2 separate regions of the Homo sapiens genome follow, and region 2 is linked to region 1. A link is an interaction called in ENCODE POLR2A ChIA-PET data of the cell type or tissue named here. Cell type or tissue: endothelial cell of umbilical vein. All regions are shown on one strand. Each heading gives the region's core, and the rest is flanking DNA. Links, peaks and the distances in the headings are about the cores only. Region 1 has its middle 28 kb from the start of SNORA59B. Region 2 has its middle 12 kb from the start of SLC47A2.

Region 1 (2,907 bases), core at 282-2,781:
TGGAAAAATGTTCATAGTATAAAAGGACTAATAAAAATGTGTTTTTTTTTTTTAAATAAAGGAACATTTATTTATAGTCCACCTTGTTCCACGAAGAATTTGAACCAGTTTACACAAATACTTCCCTAAAAGAAGGATAAATAAATAGCTGTTAGAATTGGGTCAAAGAAACATGGGTGGAAAAGCTGGGAGCCAGGGGTGAGTTGGCATGGGATAGGATGGAAACTGTGCTGAGGTTTTATGGAAGCCTTGATTCAGCGGAAGGGCGGGCCTGGGTACTGAGCCTCAGCCACATTCCCCTTGACCTTCAGAAGGCAGACACCATGACATGGAGCGTGGTGTTCTGGGCTGCTTGTCGCCAGAGACAGAGTAGCAATTTTTGTTCTATCTTTTATAAAGTTGTGTGTTGTAAGCGAGAGGTCTAACGTCAGAGCTCAGTTTGATAAAAGCTTGTGACAGCAGAAGCCACGGGGCCCAAGGCCATGGTCCTGCTTTACATGGGTAGACTGAGCCCCGGGGGAGAGTAACACATTTCTCATTTCTCTGTGTTGGGAATATTCAATATCTTCTTTTCTTTTATTTCTTTTTTTTTTTTTTTTTTGAGACAGGATCTTGCCCTGTCACCCAGGCTGGAGTGCAGTGGTGCAATCATAGCTCACTGCAGCCTCAAACCCCTGGGCTCAAGTGATCCTCCCACCTCAGCCTTCTAAGTAGCTAGAACCACAGTTGTGTGCCACCAAGTCCAGCAAAAAAAATTTTTTTTTTTGAGACAGAGTCTCACTCTGTTACCCAGGCTGGAGTGCAGTGACTCACTGCAACCTCCATCTCCTGGGTTCAAACGATTCTCCTGCCTCAGCCTCCTGAGTAGCTGGGACTACAGGCATGTGCCACCGCACCCAGCTAATTTTTGTATTTTTAGTAGAGACAGGGTTTCACCGTATTGGCCAGGCTGGTCTCGAAATCCTGACCTCAGGTGATCCACCTGCCTCAGCCTCCCAGAGTGCTGGGATTACAGGCGTGAGCCACCACACTCGGCCAATGTCCAACTAATTTTTAAAATTTTTGTAAAGATGGGGTCTGGTCATGTTGCCCAGGCTTCAGTATCCTTCCAGCTATTTGAAGCTATCTGTGATTGTTTCCTGCAGTCACCCTGCAGTGTGGTGGAACACAGGAGCCTATTCCTTCTGCCTAACTGTAACTTTGTATCCTTTAACACATCTCTCCCTATCCCCCCCATCCCCCTACACTCCTATGTGACATATTTTTTTTTTTTGAGACAGAGTCTTGCTCTGTTGCCCAGGCTAGAGTGCAGGGGCGCAGTCTTGGCTCACTGCAACCTCTGCCTCCCAGGTTCAAACAATTCTTGTGCCTCAGCTTCCTGAGTAGTTGGGACTACAGGTGCATACCACCACTCCTGGCTAATTTTTGTATTTTCTAGAGATGGGGTTTTGCCATGTTGTCCGGGCTGCTCTTGAACTCCTGGCCTCAAGTGATCTGCCCACCTCGGCCTCCCAAAGTGCTGGGATTACAGGCATGAGCCGCCGTGCCCAGCTCTGTGTGACTTTTTAAAACACAAAACTTCATAAATTAGCATGCTTTACCTTTCTGTTTTCCTGGCAGTCCGAGGGGTTTGGGAGCTTTAGTCATGCCCCTCTGCCCTGGCTGGAATTCAGTGTTGCTGTGTGGGTAAATCCTCATTGTGCCACAGCCCTCCTGGGGCACGGTTAGATGGAGACCCTGGTCTCATGGGGTCCCGCTGGGCAGTACATGTATGGCCTGTCAGTTATGTGGTGGGGCTGGAGTTTGTGTTTATCAAGCCAGAGTCGTGGTCAGTGAAGAAGCTAACTCACCTGGGGCTGCCATCACCAGTAACCGTGAGACCCAGGACGCAAATGAGGGTCTTTCAGCCCCTCGTCCTGAATGCCTCCTGCACCCTACCTGCAGGCTACTCTATGTGCCCTTAATTGTCAGGGACTGGGTGAGGTCTGGTCAAGAGGGTGACACAACTAGTCCTGTTCCTCACTGGAGGACTAAAGCTTGGGATCTGGAGCCAGACTTCCCAGACTTAGGTCACCATCTGAGTAACTTGGGCAAGGGACATACACTTTGTGTAACTCAGGTTACCCAAAACAAAAAATGAGACGAGTTGTCCTAGCACTATGCACATGAGGGGCTTAGGACAGTGCCTGGCACATAGTATGTGCTCAATAAAAGTTTGCTGTTATTATTACTAAATGCACATCCTACTGGCAGATCGGGGCATCACCTTTAGATGTTAACCACAACTTAACTTTATTTATTTTTTATTTTTTTTGAGACAGGGTCTCACTCTGTCACCCAGGCTAGAGTGCAATGGTATGATCTTGGCTTACTGCAACCTCCACCTCCGGGGTTCAAGTGATTCTCCTGCCGCAGCCTCCCGAGTAACTGGGATTACAGGCGCCCGCCACCATGCCCGGCCAATTTTGTATTTTTAGTAGACATGGGGTTTCACCATGTTGGTCAGGCTGGTCTCAAACTCCTGGCCACAAGTGATCTACCTGCCTCGGCCTCCCAAAGTGCTGGGATTACAGACATGAGCCACCGCACCTGGCCCACAATTTAACCTTAAATATAGAAATTATAATGTGCTATACTGTTTAAGAAAAACTAGGTTTAATATTTCCCCAGTTGACACAAGGTGGTTATCATCCTTTAGTTAGAAGGTACACTTTTGTTCAGTAATCAATAAGGATAGATGTAGACACCCATTTGATCTAAAATACAGCATACATCTGTTGAGTTGCCCTTTAGAGACAAGCTTGTTGAGGTTCCTCCATGAAGAGGGAGCTGTCTGATGCGACCCTGAACTGGCGTCGTCCCCTGAAGGTCTGCCACACCAGGTCTGTGGTTCTCTTGCAGGTGGTG
Region 2 (2,907 bases), core at 148-2,647, 140 kb after region 1:
GGAGCCTCCATTATGTGCTAATTGTGCAGCACGAGACACATCTCATTTAATCTCATTTAATGCCAACCTTTTCAGGCAGATATACTTATTCCCATTTTACAAATGACAGGATTGAAGCTCAGAGAAAGAAAGTACTTGCCCAAGGTCACACTGCTAGAAAGTGGCAGACTCAGAATATGAGGCTGAGTCTGTCTCCTATCCAAGTGCACATCCTTTCTACTTCATCTGGGATGACAGATAGCTTTTCTCCAGCCTGCCAGTTCTACTCTGTTGTACTGCATTGCTATATTGTGAATTCAGCGGATTCAGCAAAGCAAACAAGAGTGCGGTGATCAACTTGTAATGTCTGCCATGGACACTGGATAGAGGAGTAACAGTATGTGTGCTTATGGAAAAACCTCTCCAACTTACATCATAGTGAGCACAGGTTTAGGAGCAGAACTAGAAAGAAAATATTTTTTTCTGTCTGTCTAGCAACTGTTGGCCTGAAAAAGAACTCAGTGTCAGAATGGTCAGGAAGGCCCAGCCTTCCTACTGTCAGGGTGTCTAGCCGGGGCTAGGTCTCTCTGTCCTCACCCCTTTGCCTTCCCAAGGTAGGGAAGGTGTAGAAAATCCAGTTGGGAATTTCTGGTAGAAACTTCTACTCCTGGTGCCAATTTCTACCAGTCAGCTACCCTGTAAACTTCTATCAGGCATACAAGCCTTGGGAAACAGAGAGCTGTTGTCTTGCTCAAGCACAAGTTACCAGCAACAAACATTTGTTTCCCAGCAGATCACATGAGGACTTGTGAGATCATGTCTGGCCCTGGCTCAAATAGAAGATGTTCCATTAAAGCAGTTCCCGGGGACCAGGCCTAGGCAACTTTCCTAGGATGGGCAAGGCAGTTGTTCGGGAAGCTTGGCACCTGCACAGCCCCATTGTCATGTGAGGAAACGAAGGGTGTGAGCTTTCCCCCACCTGTCCACTTAGAAGCGTGGGTCAAAGCAGAGAAGAGGGGATATCTCCTTCCCATCTGCCCTTGTCCTCCCACCCCACCCAGGCTGAGGTGCCTCCTACTCCTCCTGCTCTGCTAAGAGGCTGAGATCTGTCTGAGCTGTTGGCAGAACCCTAGAAAGTGCTCCCAGGTCATCCCAGGCCTCCCAGAGGCAGGGTCTGGCAGGGTGGAGAGCTGCCATCATGGCAGAGAACTGCAGCATCAGGCAGGGAAACCAAGGCAGGGCCCAATGGGTGTGGGTGAAAGCTGCACATCCAGAAGTACACGGCTTCCCCCAGGCACCGCAGATCCTGGCCCTGAACGACAAGAGTGCCTGACCTCACGATTGCCAGCAGCTGCCTGTCCTGCAAGGCCTGGCCCTGTGCCAGGGCAGCTGCTTTGCGTGTGGCTGCCTCTCCTGCCCAAACAATTTCTGTTGCCTTTAGGAATGAAGGAGCTCAGGCCAAGCCCAGTTGGTGTTTTCAAAATTTCCTGTAAACAAAGGAAAAGATGAAGCTTATATAACACCCTTGGCTGGAGAATCAGCGGCTGCTTGGCATAGCTGAGAGAGAGGCCTGGGCGCAGACAGTGGTGTGTCCAGGCAGGCAGGGGCCTGGGTCATCCCTCTCAGGACTATTCTTTCTGAACCTTCTGCAAACTCTCCAGTGACCTCTGGGGCCCATTTCAGAGGTCTGAGCAGCTCAGGCTTGGAGAACCACAGAGCTAGAAGGAAAAAGTATTGGAAATAATAAGAACTAATATTCATTAGCCCCCGATTAGGCGCAAGTGCTTTACCTGCACAATCTCATTTAATCCACACCAACCCTAGGAGGCAAACACTGAGGTAACCAATTAGTAGCTGAAAGATAGGCCCGGGGGTGGGCCAGCCACCCACGTTCACATGGTTGGGTATGATCGATCACTTGGCCCTCAGCTTCCCTTCCACCTCCTGCTCACAGCTCTCTATGCAGCAGCAGCTAAAACCCACATTTCCCAGACTCCCCTGGGGCAGGGTTCCAGGGAAGAATGAAGTTCTGCACTTCAGATGCACTTGTGTGAGAGTTGGCTGCTTCGGGCCAGGCGCGGTGGCTCACGCCTGTAATCCCAGCACTTTGGGAGGCCGAGAAGGGTAGATCACAAGGTCAGGAGTTTGAGACCAACCTGACCAACATGCTGAAACCCTGTCTCTACTAAAAAAAAAAAAAAATTAATTAGCCGGGCGTGGTGGCAGGCGCCTGTAATCCCAGCTACTGGGGAGGCTGAGGCAGGAGAATCACTCGAACCCAGGAGGCGGAGGTTGTGGTGAGCTGAGATCAAGCCACTGCACTCCAGCCTGGGTGACAGAGGGAGACTCTGTCTCAAAAAAAAGAAAAAAAAAAAAAGAGTTGGCTGCTTTGGTTGCTGGGTTTCCTGCACTAGTGATCTCTTATCCAGCAGCCGCTTCTGTGAGTGTCAAGAAGCAGTTACAGTGGTGATGGCAGTGCCAGCTTCCCAGTCCCAGCTTCCCTTGGATTGAGCCCATGACAGGAAGGTTTTGTTTGTTTGAGATGGAGTTTTGCTCTTGTTGCCCAGGCTGGAGTGCAATGGCAAGATCTCGGCTCATTGCAACCTCCAGCTCCCAGGTTCAAGCGATACTCCTGCCTCAGCCTCCCAAATAACTGGAACTACAGGTGTGCAGCACCACGCCCAGCTAATTTTGTATTTTTAGTAGAGACGGGGTTTCACCATGTTGGCCAGGCTGGACTCAAACTCCTGACCTCAAGTGATCCGCCCGCCTCAGCCTCCCAAAGTGCTGGCATTACAGGCGTGAGCCACCGCTCCCGGCCGACAGGGAGTTCTTGACTTTCACAGTTGCAGGGTGGCCTCAGGTGGGTGGTGTGTGTGCGCAGGGATCTGCACAAAGACTGGCGTTGCGCGGGTGTCTACAGTCTGG

What was found. ChIA-PET counts read pairs that join two places held together with the same protein. Peaks named below come from ENCODE experiments on the same cell type or tissue, not always from the same donor. Only the 100,000 strongest peaks of a DNase experiment are listed, where the experiment ranks them.
Region 2: POLR2A ChIA-PET joins it to region 1 with 5 read pairs; 2 of 35 experiments call an interaction of 5 or more read pairs at or near these places.

What each region holds. Positions count from the first base shown.
Region 1 is chr17:19,583,723-19,586,629 of GRCh38, forward strand. It overlaps the pseudogene SLC47A1P1. Among named protein-coding and RNA genes, the nearest start is that of SNORA59B, 28 kb to the left of the region's middle. In endothelial cell of umbilical vein, for the core only: no CTCF peak of the experiment used is centred there; no DNase peak of the experiment used is centred there.
Region 2 is chr17:19,726,855-19,729,761 of GRCh38, forward strand. No RefSeq gene overlaps it. Among named protein-coding and RNA genes, the nearest start is that of SLC47A2, 12 kb to the left of the region's middle. In endothelial cell of umbilical vein, for the core only: no CTCF peak of the experiment used is centred there; DNase peaks (open chromatin) are centred at 777 and 1,387.